Regions from separate parts of the Homo sapiens genome. Here region 2 is linked to region 1. The links are chromatin loops, found by intact Hi-C in ENCODE. Cell type or tissue: psoas muscle. All regions are shown on one strand.

Region 1 (8,000 bases):
TCAGTTCCGACTCTAACTTGTGATCTCTTGCAGAAGGGGAATGTCCTTCCCTATACAGGGCAGTCATTTGGGGGATGACTGATCTATGGTTGGAAAAGCACAAACTTACATGCAGCTCTCTCAAAAATCACAGTAGTTTTGGAATCAGGGGAGTGGCTTGTGTATAAAGCAGTGTGACCTGCCAGAGAGCAAAGGGCATGAGTCTTTGACCCTTTCAGGCCTGCATTCAGATCTAAGCTCAGAAAACCCTGGCTGGATCCTTAACCTCTAGAAATCCTCAGTTCGTTGACAGCAGCACCTCCTTGTACAGTGGGGGTGAAGCATAAATGAAATAACAGCTCTTACAACCCAAGCACCTCTTAGGCATTCACCAGTGATTGGTTCCCCTCCCCTCTTTCTCCCTTCCTCCCCCAAGTTGAAAGATGAGTCCAGCAAAGGAGACTGAACGTCAAGAACTATTTGGGTTTCCACTCGGCTTGGTCATTCCTTCCTCTTTCCTGTCACGGTAAACCATGGATCCTGTTGCTTGCTTTGGGTATTTCCTTTCTGTAAGCTCCAGTGACACATAATATTTATCATTATTTTTTCTCCTTATGTATTTACTGCTTTTTAAGCTAATCTCTTTTGAGGGTGGGGACAGCATTACCTCATAGTTTCTAAGCATCTTTCTGGGCACGTTATAGGTGTTCAATAAATATAATTTATTTCAATTATTCTTCCAGTGATAACTACAACCTCTCAAACAGGATTGAATATGCAAGGTATATGCCCCTAGAAATGGAATAAGTTCTCTCAGATCCTATGCTTGCAAATGGAATAGCTGTCGTTAGATGACGGTGTGGTACTGCGGAATGCCATTGAACTTGTTTGGCTCCTCATCAGGCATAGGGACTGATACAATACTATCCACTTGACCTGCTACAGAGGAAAAAGACCCTTTACCAAAACTACCTTGTAAAGCATTTAGCTAATCATCGATTATCTGCATATTCTCTGATTTCTCTGGCCAGTCTTTTTCCCGCCCACTGCTTGTTGTTTTAAATGACATCATTGCACCCCTTTCTTCGTTTACATTCTACTCGCATATTCAAATAGCTCTTCCTAGTCCATGACTCTTACTTTCTTATTAGAATGCTCACCTGAGCGCACTTACCTTTTAGGGTTGGAGGCTTTCCCCTCTCCTTTTAGTTTCATGAATCATTTGCTAAGATTCTGCTTGCTGTGGAATAAATGCTTAATTAATCAATACAGTAGCAGTCTTTCATTTTTTTTCCCCAAGAAAACTGCAGAATTTGCTGGTCGGAAAGCTACAGCCATTCTCCACTGGGAGGCTGTTTACCTTTCTTAACATTGGAACTGAGCAAAATGGAGCTAGAGAGAGAATTTTAACATGAGTGTGACATTGGTTTCCTCACTGTTCTCTCAGGACAGCTTTGTGTGGGTTCATGAGACACAACTGTAATTATTTTCTAGAGCATGATATAAGATTAGGATTACCAGGAAAACCTCTCTGCCCTTCCAAGTACAGCTTTCCAAGTTTTGGGGGTGAGAAGGTGTGTGTAACATAAGTGTGTGTGAGGGGAGGGTAAAATGTAAGAGCAGAAGTCTATGTTTGCCCACAGGGGCATCTGGGGTCTTTTTCTCACCCAGCCATCCTTAGAGTTCTGAAGTCTGAGCCCGTCTACACTTGCTTCTTCCTTGGGACATTATCTCCAAGCAGAGAAACAGAATCTGCTCGCCATGTGTGAAAGCACAAACATCTTTTGAGTGGTGCCAAGCAGAAAGGCCTGGCTCTGAAATCCTTCCTGCTGAAAGGAGGGAGGGCCAGTGAAAACTATTAATGGGGATAACAATATCTGATGCCATTTGGTGACTGGCCTAGGGGTTTTATATGCATTATACCCAAGCCTCCCTTACCGTCCTATCCTGCTTACCTATTGCTGTGTAACAAACCTTGCCAAGACTTAGTGGCTAAAAACGATTATTGCCTTATATCTCATGATTTGTGGGTCAGAAATTCAGACCAAGCTCAGCTGGTGATTCTTTTACATCACACCTGTCACTCTGTGTCATTTGGTCCCACTCAGCTGGTGGATGGACTCCTGTGGATGACCCACATGGCTTTGTCTCATGCTTGGTCCCTTGGCAGGGATGGCTGGAAGGCTGGGCACAGCTGGACAGTCACCCAGAGAACCTACACACGGCCTCTTCAACAGGTGGCCTCGGGGAAGTCAGACTTTTTCCTCAGGGGCTCTGGACTCCCAGAAAGAATGTTCCAAGAGCTGCAGAAGAAAACTGCGAGTCCTCTGGCATTGTCCTGAAATTCTCACAACATCTCTCTGGCATATTCTCTTGGTCAAGCAAGTCACAAAAGGAAGCCTTGATACCGGGATGGGAATTAGGTCCCACCTCCCAACAGAAGGAGTAAAATGAGAAGGAAATAATATGTGGCCACCATCCTCTACCTCATCTGCTTTACATTCTCTTTCCTGTACCATGTATCACCCAACTTACTGTAAATTTACTTATTTATTAGGGTTACTGCTTATTGTTAATCTGTCCATACTTGAATATAAGCTACATGAGGGCAAGGATCAGTGTCCGTATTATTCACTAATGTATCTTAAACACCTAGAAATAGCGTCTGGCAGTGTGGCGATTCCTCAAAGATCTAGAAGCAGAAATACCATTTGTCCCAGCAATCCCATTACTGGGTATATACCCAAAGGAATATAAATCATTCTATTATAAAGATACATGCAAGTGTATGGTCACTGCAGCACTATTCACAATAGCAAAGACGTGGAGTCAACCCAAATGCACTTAATGACAGACTGGATAAAGAAAATGTGGTACACATATACCATGGAACACTATGCAGCCATAAAAAGGAATGAGATCATGTCCTTTGCAGGTACATAGGTGGAGCTGGAAGCCATTACCCTCAGCAAACTAATTCAGGAACAGAAAACCAAGCATCTCATGTTCTCACTTATAAGTGAGAGCTGAATGAGGAGAACACATGGACATATGGGGAAACAGCACACATTGGGACCTGTCGTGGGGGTCCCACGATAAGAAACTGAGGCACAGAGAGGTTAAATCACTTGTTCAAAGTCACATAGCTAGTGAGTGGCAGAGCCAGAATGTGAGCTCAGGTCTCTCTGATGTGGTTTTGTAGGTCAGAACCTAATGGTAAATTCGGCAGAGGAGAGAACAAGCAAAAAATGGTAACTGTGGCCTCTTCTTGGCCCTGGATCCATGGTTCTCCCTTGAAATGACTTATCTCACACACTGGCTTTGCCTTTTTTTTTTTTTTTTTTCCCAGAAAGACATGTGGGGAGAAAGCAAATGTGGGACTGCTGGATTGCTGTGGAAGATCGAGTGGGGGTGAGCTTGTTGCTTCTCTCTCAGTGCTGCTGGCACCAATAGACAATATAGGACTCTTGGAAGTAAAAAAGTTCTTCGTTTGATTGTGAAATCAAGCCAGGCCAAATGGGGATCAGCAGCAAATCAGCTTTCTGCATTCCTGTTGAGTAATTCTATGTGCTGGCCTCCTGGCTATATTTAGAAGCAATTCATGGTCTCTATCTTTGCTAAGGAGATGGTACAACCCAGGGGACGATGTCTCTGAAGCCACCCCATGCAGGCAGAGCTTGACGTCTGCAGTCATACCTTTCCTGTCGCCCCGCCCCCTCTTCTCCCATTGCAAATGTCAAGCTTCCCAGCATCTCCGAGGAGAAGTTAACCTCCCTGGACACTTATTTTGTTGCCTCTAGAGTTACTTCAGTGAAATGACCTCATATTACCTTGAGATCTTTTCCCTCTAAATATGAGTATTTGGGTGCACGTGATTTCCTTCAGGAGGGAGGGTCAGCATCCTGGCAGTTGAAGTTCTCTGCAGTTTGTCATCTGTTCTCCTTCTCTCTAGCTCTGGGAGACCCCTCCCTCACTGGATTCTTTACTACAATGCTGCAGCCTTCTGTGTGGTCTGACTTTGAAGTGCTGTTGCCAGTTGGTGATACTGGAACCTTGGGGGAACAGGCTTGGCAAAACAGAGCTGGGTGATTCCAGGTGGATGATGGAAACCATGGCCTAGTGGGGTTGTGTTGTAGCTGGGTTAGCAAAGACAATTCGTGGAAGGTAGCAGAAAGATATTTTAAGATGGAGGGTGGGATCCAGAAAACCAATGATTGGAGGCACAATTAGGTTAGGAACTAGAAGCAGCTAACCATAGGATCAGGGATTAGAACAGATCTGAGGTCCCAGGACAAGGCTAGTTCATTCATGGACTCATTCTCCCAGCAATATTTACTGAGTGTGTAACATGTGTCCCACATTGTGCTAGCTCTGAGAATACAGGGATGAGCCAAACAGTCATGCTCTTCCCCTCGTGGTAAAATCTAGCAGCAGAGGCTGCGGGGAAACAGGCTGATGGATACATGTACAATTGCACATGCGATGTGCATGAGAGAGAGATGGAAGGGGCATCTCAGGGGAGGCCTTCTGTCCTGGGGAGAACTAAGAGGGGTGGGAGAACAGTGTTCTTACAAAGGAAAAGGCACTTGAGGTGGCTGTGATGGTGATAAGAGTTTGGCATGTTTAAGAAATTGAGCCAAGGCTTCAGGGAGAGGCAGATATTATAGGCAAGAGTGGGGGCTCCTGGCAGAGTGGCACCTTAGTCAGGTTTTAAGGGGCCAGTAGTTCATAACCCAATAACTTCTTAAATATGTCGTGCAGTTTCTGACTATCTATGGAGAAAACACTTCTGTGCTCACCCTTCCATACTTCTGGAAGCCTCTTCCAGGAAGTCCCTCTGGATTTCCCTGCTAAAATGAGCCACTACAGAATTCTTCACTGAATGCTGCACACTCATAGCACCAGTAACCCGTTCTATCCTTAAAGAAAGGGCTGAGTGTTTCTTCATCTTTGCATCCCCAAAGCACAGAATAGGGCCAGGCACATCATATATGTGCAGTAAATAATTATGAATGAAGGGTGTTTCAAGGATTATGGCTGCATTATAAAGCTTAGCAGCCTAAGACAACCATTTTATCATGCTCACAGATCCCGGAGCTCAGGAATTCAGACAGTGTCTAGCAAGAGTGTTATGTGTCTGCTTTGTGATATTCAGGGCCTTGGCTGAAAAGAAGAATCCATGTCTAGGTAAGGCTCGGTGGCTGGGAACTGGAATTATCTGGAGGGTCTTCCCTCACCCATGTGGCTGTTGATGCTGGCTGTGGGCTGGGACCTTAGCTAGGGCTGTGTGTTAGTCCATTTTCATGCTGCTGATAAAGACATACCCAAGACTGGGTAATTCATAAGGAAAAAGCGGTTTAATGGACTCACGGTTCCACGTGGCTGGGGAGGCATCACAATCATGGTGGAAGGTCAAAGGCACATCTTGCACAGTGGCAGACAAGACAGAATGCGAGCCAAGTGAAAGGGGAAGCCCCTTACAAAATCATCAGATCTCATGAGACTTATTCACTATCAGAAGAACAGTATGAGGGCAATCTCCCCTAAGATTCAATTATCTCCCACCAGATCCCTCCCACAACATGTGAGAATTATGGGAGCTACAATTCAAGATGAGATTTGGGTGGGGCACAGCCAAGCCATAACAGGCTGTCAACTAGAACATCTACACATGGCCTCCCCATGAGGTCTGTGCTTCCTCACAATATGAAGGTCTTGGGGTAGTTGGGCTCCTTAGGCAACAGCTCAGGGCCTCAAAGTCAAGGGCCCCTACAGCACCTGATAATGGAAGCTGCATGGGCTTTTTGGACCCTATCTTAGATGTCAGCTGATGTCACCAGTACCATGTTCTCCTGGCTATAAGTGAGTCACAAGCCCACCCAGATGTAGACTCCACCTCTTCATGGAGGGGTGGGGTTTCCACTGTGCTAGCATCCCTGGCAGGTAAATTGGAGTACATTAATTCAGGTGTATCTAAACTGTGTTCTGTGGAGTGCTGTTAGGACCCTTCCTGGAGGAGCATGCGAGGCTCATCAGGCCAGGAGGAGGAAAGGAAGCCCAGGTGTCCCCACGAAGGACTTGCAGGCCCTAGAGGACAGGGTGCTTTTCAGGCTCTGTCTGCCTTCAAGCAAGGGAAGAGGCCTGGTGTGGGGTCCAGCAGAGGAACAGAAAGCCTTTCAGAGTGACGAGATTGCACAATGGGGACGGGGAAGGACAGTGCTGAGACATCAGCTGCATATCCTGCTGCGACCTCAGGGGTGGGGGCTGGAGGCAGATGCCTGTGTGCCTGCTACATGGCTCCGCTGGGGAGGGGCAGGTGAGGGCTCTGTGCTCAGTCCTGGCAGCCACTCACATCATAGCCTTGGACAAACGCAGTGACCTCGTTGTGTCTGAGTCCATCAGAGAGAGGCAGCATTGAGAAGATGAGCTGGGAAGGGCTGGGACTGCTAATCCTGGCTTCCCGGGCTCCATATCGGCCCCAACACTCAGTCAGAGCTCCAGGGGTGGAGGTTGGTCTGAGTGCAGAGACAAGCCTTTCCTGGGATGAGGCTGCATTTATGGATTTATGGGGCTGGACCTGCAATTGAGCTCAGAGCCTGGAGCTTGGCTGCATTTCTTTGCTGTCATCATGGTTCCTGCCAGCCCACTTTTTAAAAATTAGAACAAAATTCACGTAACAAAATTCACCGTTAACCATCACTGTCATCTAATCCTAGAACATTTTCCTCACTCCATAAAGGAATGCTGTCCTCATTAACACTCACTCCCCACACCTCCTGGCCCTCAGCCCTGGCCACCTGCTGGCTCTTTGGGCCTGCCTATTCTGAGCATTTCCTGTAAGTGGAATCGCACATGTGTCAGCCACATTTTTGCTCCTGATGTGGGTGTGACAACCATCTCAGGGCAGGGGTAATCTGGCCTCACGTCCCCTTGCTGTATCCGTGTCCCTCTGAGAGATGGGACAGTCCTTGACCAATGGGGGACAGAGCTGGGGAGGATGGCACTCCCCTCCTCTCCATCTCAGGTGGCCAATTCACAGGCGCAATGTGCACAGGTTCTCCAAGGAGCCCATCGGGAAGGAGCTCTGCTGGCTCGCGGCGTGACCAGTTCAATAAAGCCTCTTTAGGTTGACTTTGTTCCCTCTCATCCCTGCCAATCCTGTTCCATGAGATCACCAGCACTGCCTCCCCAAACCACAGCATGAAAAGTAGCAAAAATTACTTCTTGTACGCAAGTCCTATCTCAGATTCTGCTTTTTATTGGGGATGGGGCAAATTACACCAGTGTCCAAGAGAGGAAAACACCCAGAAAAGGACTTTGCAGCCTTTGTAAGTGGCTGTTCAGGTCCCTATTGATGTGGAAGGGGCCCGGCAGTCAGAGTCTGATTTGCACCCAGCTGTGTCTCTCAGGTGATTTTCCCCAGCACTTAGCTCCTCTATGCCTCAGTTTACCTGTCTGTAAAACGGGGATAATGACCTGTTCTACCCTACAAGGATGCTGGGAAGGTTAAATGAGATCTTGTATGACAAGTGCTGTGCACGGGTCCTGGGAGGCAGCAAATGCTATCGTGATTACTGGGCCCCTTTAGCTCAAAAATTCTGAGTGCAAGGGATCTCCAGCCTAGTCTTACTTCAGCACTCCCAGGACCCAACACTCCAGACCTGTACCGTCCAGTCAGGAGCTACTGGCCATGTGTGGCCCTTTAAATGTTGATTGCTTGAAATTAAATAAAGTAACAAATTCAGTTCCTGGGTAGCAGTGGCACATTTCAAGCGCTCAATGGGCCCATAAGGTTGGCGGCTCCCTCACTGCACGACACAGGTGTCGAGCATTTCCATCATCAAAGCAAGTTCTTTCAAACAATGCTGCTCCCACTGCTTGGAGCTGTTCATTCTTCAAGAAATATATATTTTCTTTTCATTCCTCCATGACCTTGTTCATGGTCTTCCTTTCACCTGAGTGGCCCGTCCACTCCCAAAATCTCACCAGCCATCTGGAAAGGGTGGCGCCCCCTGGGCCCT
Region 2 (8,000 bases), 660 kb after region 1:
GTTGTTGCCAGAAGGAATTCGGAATGTGTCTTCAGGGAGTCTGAAGGCCCAACAAGAAAACTAAAGAACGCAGGGCGATGGTTTGGTTTCTTCTTTTGAGTCCGAAGTTGTGACTTTGGGAGAGAAAAGAGACCCTGGGATTGCAACCTGGAAACTCTTCTTGGTGGGGCTGGAAAACAGCTTTTGCTGTTCTGGGATGTGTTCAGGAAACCAGAGCCAACAGTGTACCCAGGTGAGGAGAGGAGCAGTCCTCACATCTGAGAAGGAACCGTCTTTGGTGAGAATCAGGGACCCGTTGAAAATGATTCAAAATGGAAGCCTGGGGAGGGAAGAAACAAACCCAGATCAGCTACAGAATGGGATCCTCAGAGGACAGCGGGTGAGGTGTGCTCAGGAGGAAAGGGGAGAAGGTGCCCAGCGTCCTAGGTGAAAGGGCGAGAAAGGGGACCAAGGAGGGCCGGGTGACTTCCAAGGTCTGGATGCTTCCTAAGCACCTCCTCTACGCCAGGGAAACATGTCGTACAAAACCAGAGCTGGCCCGACCTGGAGCTCTCTCAGGCTGGAGGGATGCAGACCCTTCACATGTAACTGTGGGACCACATGGAGAGGCTCACCACACTGAGGAGAGGGGGTGGGGGGAAGGGCCCTGAAGAGCATTAGGCCAAGGCTTGATGATCCAAATTCAACCAGGTCAAAAATGCATGAGGAACAGCAGGTGGGGCGGCACAGAGGCCTCCTAGAGCCCACTGGGTTCAATGGGGAGGAAGCCTGGTGAGCCCTGTGTCTGAAAGCCAACAGAGCAAACTTGAAATGTCAACAAAAGCAAGGAATCTCATCCTACAGGCATCTCTGCAAAATGGCCAGAGAGAACCTGGTTTGAATATTGCAACAGAAGGGCTTTTGATGAGTAAAAAATTGAAAAGATCTAAAAGAATTAGAAAGAGCATACATACGCCTGTTTATAAAGTGCTGGACTTAATTCAATCTGACTACAATATTTCATTAAAGTTGATTCATTTTCTGGTGACTTCTCACTGAATCTATTAAAATGCATCTAAGCAATAACGTGACATCCCTTCAGAACCTGGGAGCCTGTTCCTTCCAAATGAATGGGCTGTGAATAAATCTCACTTTTCACCATGAAGTGTATGCTACGTATACATTGGTGTCGATGAGATAAGAACTATGTTCAGGCCACTGGAGGCATTTTGCAACTGAAAATTGATGTTTGGAGGGAGTGTCACCTGCACAGATGAGCTGATGGCTGCTTTCTGCTGGGGAGAAGAGGCAAGTGGGCAAGACCTGGGGGTGTCTGCGTGGGGAGAAATCAGTTGTCGGCATTTTAAATCTCTGGATAATGAGACACCAGATACCAGGGAAGGTGTCAGGTGTGAGGAGTGGTGTCAAGTGACTGCTAGAAACAGGTGTTAGTTACATAATAAATGAGTAATAAATATATAAACAAGATAATCACAGACTGCTTAGAGGTTTGAAGAACATAAACAGGGTCATGTGAGAGAAAGTCGGGCAGGGGCAGGCAGGGAAGATTGCTTGGAGGAGGTGATATTTAAAAGCTGGTATCTGCAGGATAAAAGTGGCCAGCCAAGGAGTGAAGGCAAAGCCATTCCTGGCCAAAAGAACATTCAGTGCAAAGGCTCTGGGAGAGGGAAAGAGACGGCTGTGTGCAAATGAAAGGCCATTGAGGTGGGGCACAGATAGGACACAAGACAACATGGAGACAGAAGAAAAGGCCAGGATTTGCAAGGAAAAAGGAAACTTTCATTTTTTTTCTTAGGCATTTTGGGAAGTAAAGATTTTAAGAAGTGCATTGACATGCTCCCATAGTATCAAGGAAACCAGTTCAGAGGTTGAAGTGAAAAATGACCTAGGGAGGGCACAGTAGAGAAGAAAGAAGTCAGTGATTGATGAAATACTTGAGACACAGAGTCCGATGGATATGGGAGTGAGGAAAAGGGAGTGCTCCATATTGATTTCCAGATTCTGGGCTTGACTGGGCAGGGAGTGGTACAGTTGACTGAAAGGACAAAGCCCAGGGTTGGTTTTTTTTTTGTTTTTTTGTTTTTTTGTTTTTTTGTTTTAAGGAGGCTAGGAAATAAGAATGAAGAATTCTGTTCTGATAGACATTTAGACTTCCAGGTGCAGAGGCCAAATATATGAATCTGGAGCTGGAGAGAGGTGTGGTGTGGATGTGTAAATTGGGGGTCATTATCATGTATTTGGTATTTATAGCAATAGGTCAGGATGAGGTCACCTAGGGAGAAAACATAGGCAATAAAGATGGCCCAATAATGAGAGGATGAACTGAAGGAGTGGAGGAGGCAAAGGAGATGGAGAAGGAGAAGCTGGGGGCAGGAAGGAAGCCAGGGGTGTGGCCTCTCGGCAGTCAGAAGAGAGGGTTTTATGAAGCGGGGCAGATGATCTCCTTTCAGATGCTACCAGGAAATCGAACAGGATGATGGACAACCACCCACTCATGCTTGGACTGGTGTGGATAGAAATCACTGGTGCCCTTGACAGGTGATTCAGGAGATCGGGGGGTGTGGAAGTTAGGCTAGAGAAATTTGCCAACTGAATGAGAGGCACTGAAACGCAGTGTGCACAGCCCTTTAAGAAGTTTTGCCATGACAGAAGCTGAGAAATGTGGCAGAAATTGAAAGGGCTTGGATACCCTGATTTCCTCTCTCAATAGTGCATCTGAGCACTTTCTAGAATAAATACCTACATCTTTGCATAATTTGTTTTGGAAGGGAGATGGAAGAAAGGGTTTTACTGTGTCGCCCAGGCTGTCGTGCAGTGGTGTAATCATAGCTCACTGTAGCCTCCATCTCCTGAGCTCAAGCAATCCTCCCGCCTCAGCCTCCCCATGTAGCCGAGACTCCAGGGGCACACCACCATACCTGGCTAATTTTTTAATTTTTTTCTGGAGACGGGGTCCTGTTATGTTGCTCAGGCTGTTCTGGAACTTGGGGACATAAGTGATCCTTTCCTCTCGGCCTCCCAAAATGCTGGGATTACAGGAGCGGGTCACTGTGCCCAGCCTGCATAATCATTCTTAATGGATACATGAACCTACGTATCATTTATGTACCCAGTGCCCTATTTTATAACCACCTGGCTTCCTTCCAGCTTTTCACTTTTTTATAAACACTGCCGCAGGAAAAACCCTTGTGTATGTATCCTTTTCACATTTGACCAAATATTTCTCTAGGATCAGCTTCTAGACATGGAATTTGAAAAGAGAAAAGGAAGGATGGGTATAACCTGGAGTTTCCTCATCTGACCATTCTCCAGTAACCTACCACTGAAGCCAAAATTACTCCCTCAATGAGCTGATTTGATTCTGTAGCTAAAGCGAAACCTGGAAAACAAGCTCCTGGTTTTTAGTTGGAAGCCACTAAGATAAAGAAAACAGAAGTATTCAGACTATTAGAAGCTCAAGGCACATTCTAGCAGGTTTTTCTTTTCTTCCTTCCTGTGGAATGTTTTCCCACTTATTCCTTCTTACTCTTCGACTGGTACCTTCCCTGCCCAGGTTCCGTCTGTCTGTCTGCCTGCCTCTCTCCCCACTTCTACCCTTTATGCCTGGCTCCTATATATACAGCAATCCCTCAGGCATCCCCGGCAATTCCTCTAATTTTAGTTTCCCCTTGTAAATATGTCTGAATAGTTTCAGTGAATGATTAAGCTGAGACCAGATGTATACATATTGACCTATATTCAGCAACGTGTATGAAAGGCTTGCTGCTTTCAAAGAGCTCTTTTAGGTGACAAATAACAGAGAGGAAGGGGCATTTTCCCTTTAGGTGAGGAGAGAAGAGAAAGATGGTTGACAGCCTTATGCAGCATAGAGAATGTCTCTAGACCAGGAAATATCCGTCACCTAGCACCGTCTGCCTTCTCCTTACTATCCTGGCCGTTTGCATCAAATATGTCTTTAAAAATGAGGCAGGTGAGTTTCACAGATGTCCATGACTGTCTTTAACTGTTCTTGGTTTACACACAGGTGGGAGTCTTTAGTCCTTGTGCTGATGTATCTTATCTACATTGTCATCATGAAGTAAGTAAAATTTTTCATTTCTTATCCAAAACTGTTTCTTGCATTCCACATTATGTGATGATGTGGGAAGAGGATTGGGGTGGGTATCTGACTGGTTTTTCAGTGTGTATCATCACAGTCACTTGGCTCCCTGCCAGACTGTTGTGAGTCACTGTAATTTTGATTAGTATCAATTGTAGTGACCCTTCCAGCCCATATTTGATGATAGACTCAAAGCTTCAGTGTTTCACTTGAGAACTCTCTAGAACCCCTAATCTCTCTTCAGGATCTGGCAGCTCTGGGAGGTTTCTTCACTCTCTTTCTTAACACAAAGGAGATAAAACTCAATATGTTACACTGCTATAGAGGGTGAGAGAAGATGCAAGGTAGTCTACTCAATATGGCAGCCAACATGAGCCAGCCATCCGGTGGTCTGTGTAGACCCAGTCTCTAGGGCTTGCTTGTGAAGGGAATTCCTAGGGTAGGACCTTCATCAAACATATCCTGGCATGGAGTTATCATGAGGTAACTGATGAAGAGTTAGTTAAGAGACAGCTGAAATCATGGATCAAATATCTGTGGACTTCCATTATTTATATGGTATTAGTCATCCACTGCTGCATAACAAACCATCCCAAAACTTAGTGGCTTAAAAGCACAAACATGTATTATCTCACACATTGTCTGAGAGTTAGGAACCCAGGAGCAGCTTAACTGCAAGGTTCTGGCTCAGAGTCTCTCATGAGTTTGCAGCCAGAGCTGCCATCATGTACTGGACTGGTGTGGGAGAACCTGCCTTCAAGCGATGCTGGCTCTTGACTGGCGGGCTGTTTCTCACCACATGGGCTCCTCCCTAGAGCTGCTTGAGTGGCTTCCTCCAGAGCAAGTGGTTCAAGACAGAGAGCAAGAAGGGCCCTGCAGCACCTTTTATAATATCCCAGAAGTCACACGCCATTACTTCTACCATATTCTGTTTATTAGAAGCGAGTCACTAAGTCCAGTCCACACTCAAGGGGCTGGCATCACTTAGTGAAGGGAAAAATGTCAAAGAACTGTTGAGGTATTTTAAAACCACCATGTTATGACATATGTTCTTTTCCCTCCTGGAGTTGGGGTAGCTTATTTATATCAAGAATTTGCCAGGCGCAGTGGCTCATGCCTGTAATCTCAGCACTTTGGGAGGCCAAGGTGAGTGGATCACTTGAAATCAGGAGTTCGTGACCAGCCTGGCCAACATGGTGAAACCCCATCTCTACTAAAAATACAAAAATTAGCCAGGCGTGGTGGCGTGCGCCTGTAATCCCAGCTACTTGGGAGGAGGCAGGAGAATCGCTGGAACCCGGGAGGCAGAGGTTGCAATGAGCTGAGATCGCGCCACCACTCCAGCCTGGGTGACAGAGCGAGACTCCATCTCATTAAAAAATAAAAATAAATAAGAATTGTATGACCAATGTTTCCCATGCTGTAAGTTAAATGTAAGCACCATGGTGGTAAGCCTGCTGGTTCATCTTTTTGCCAGGCACCACTGGGATGAGGAGGTTATAAAGAATGCAGAGATGTTCTGTGCTGCAACTGCCCAACCCCGTGGGAGCTGCTGCTTTTCCTCTAAATTAGCCCATGTTTCCCCAACATATGTAGCCGTAGGAGTGACTGCCTTCTCTAGGGGCAAGAAAGTAGAAATCCATCAACAATGGCCAGTTTGGACATATCAGGTGGCAGTCTGGAACTGACACATTAAGGTTTCTTATTGTTGAGGCCTGACAAAAGTTAATTCTGGTGACCAGTGACTGAGACACTTGTTGAGAGAAATCAACACGGACATTGGCAAATATCACAGGAGCAATGAAGGTAGAAGCTGGCTTGGCCAGTGCCCAGGGTGGGCTGTAGGCAATCTGCTGCCAGTCTACTCAATATGGGGGCCAACATTTGTGAGGGGAGCCATCCAATGGTTACTGTAGACCCCACATCTGGAGCTTAGTGGAGAAGGGCATTCCTAGAGTAGGACCTTAGTCATACATATCCTGGTACCATAAGGTAACTAATGAAGAAACCAGAAGTTACACACCGTAGAACTAATCATTTAAAAATACCAATAGATGAGCTGTCATGAAAACCAGAGTTGATCCAAAGCCTTTCCAAACTTTCCAGCCCCCAAAGGAAAAGCCTTTAAAGATCAGAGTACCCATCTTATGCCTCTTTGTCTCAAAGAGCAAAACTATATAGCAAATCAGTGCCAAAGTGGGGAAGCCTCAAACTACTGTCTGTGTGTGTACTCACACATCTTCCTTTGCTGTTTTCTAGTGCATCGTTTCAATTTTTTAACATTTTGAGGCTCTAATTGAGCTCCCAAAAGTGGATTAGTTGATTATTCTGGAAGAATCGCCACACAGTGTCTGCTCTATGCCCAACATTAATCTTGGGTCTTGAATCTTAATTTTCATGAAAGTATGTTTCAAAATGAATTCACTAAGGGCTTCAGAGAGTTAAGTATTCTTCAAAAACAGATGTGGCCAGAGAGAAGAAGACTTGAGGAATTTTGCTGGCATGCATCTTATAGCCACTGCTCCCCTTTTCCAAGCCACCTTGAAGCCCATGAGTCGCTGGCAGGACACGTGTACAGTAAGATAGTACAGCGAACACATCCTCTCCTCTTCCCCAAACCGTACCAAATGTGGAAGCTAATGAGGTGTGTTTCTGCTGATGCCTCACTTTTACCAACATTCCAGCTGTTCAAACCAGCAGGATACAAATAAAACTGGGAATGGAAGCTACTGTGCTCATGAAATTTTCTGCATAAATTCTGGTCCTAAGTTCTAAATTGAAATCTCTGCTCTTTAGCCATCCCCCTCTGCAATCAGAGGCTTTAATCATTGGGTTTTATCAAATCTGATTTATAAAATTGCATGCTTCACAATAAAATAGCTTCAGGGTGCAAGCACAAAATTTAAAACATTCAATTAAAAATATAAAACAGCAACAGTAGTTAAGAAAAAAAACAGCATATATTAGAATCGTCAGCTGCCTCCTAGGTGGAGAGTTTTTAAATGACTTTAAACATTCTATCTGAAGGTCAAAAAGCAATTTCAGATTGTCCAGTTAGGTAGAAACCTTCAAGGAGCATAAAGCATGCCTGGCCTTGGCAAGGATTGCTTTCTGTACATCCCAGGTCACTGCTCTAGGATTTGTTCCCCAGATGGGGTATGTGTGCTGGTGGTTAAGAACCAGTGCCTCACATTCAGCCCTGACAGCAGAGCCCCCTGCCACTGACAGTCATGGGACCTCAGCCAAGTTCTTCAGCCATCTTGAATCTCAGTTTCCTCTTCTGCAAAACAAGATTAATAATAATTTCTACTATTATTATATATATTCCATGAGAACGGAATGTGACAGCTTAGTTAAGCTGTCAAGCTAAGTTAAGCTTAGTTTAACCTGGTATCCAGTTTTGAGAAAGCCCTCACTGTATAGTATTATTATCCTGTTCTCTAAACCCTGATAAATGTATAATACATGAGTTTGCTTTTGTACTTTAAAAGCAAAACCTAATCACTGGGCACTGTAGTGCATGCCTGTGATCCCAGCTATTCAGAAAGCTGGAGCGAGAGGATTGCTTGAAGCCAGGAGTTTGAGACTAACCTCAGCAACATAGCAAGACCCCGTTCCAAAAAAAAAAAAAAAAGCAAACCTTTATGCAAGTCAGTATTTCTTTCAGGGAAATGGAGTCTAAGTCAAGATGACAGAAACACTGCCTCTTTCCCTGTCGCTCTACAGGGCAAGGCATCCTTGTCGAATCTAGAAAGTGTGGAGGCCTTTTCACTAACAGGAATTTTGAATATATACAGGAGTCTGCAGAATAGTACGATGAACCCCATGCATTCGTCACCACCCCCAGCAACCATCAACCCACAGTTGCCCCATCCACACCCTATTCACTTCCCTTTTCTCC

What was found. Hi-C counts contacts between places; a loop is a spot of excess contacts. Peaks named below come from ENCODE experiments on the same cell type or tissue, not always from the same donor. Only the 100,000 strongest peaks of a DNase experiment are listed, where the experiment ranks them.
Region 2: a loop joins it to region 1, with 20 times the contacts of the local background. A loop is called at or near these places in 1 of 110 quality-filtered maps.

What each region holds. Positions count from the first base shown.
Region 1 is chr20:19,009,298-19,017,297 of GRCh38, forward strand. No RefSeq gene overlaps it. Among named protein-coding and RNA genes, the nearest start is that of SCP2D1-AS1, 180 kb to the left of the region's middle. In psoas muscle, no CTCF peak of the experiment used is centred here; DNase peaks (open chromatin) are centred at 3,670 and 6,244.
Region 2 is chr20:19,669,577-19,677,576 of GRCh38, forward strand. SLC24A3 (solute carrier family 24 member 3) reads left to right here. Exons shown (of 17, transcript NM_020689.4): 9 at 4,025-4,078. Among named protein-coding and RNA genes, the nearest start is that of RIN2, 85 kb to the right of the region's middle. In psoas muscle, no CTCF peak of the experiment used is centred here; no DNase peak of the experiment used is centred here.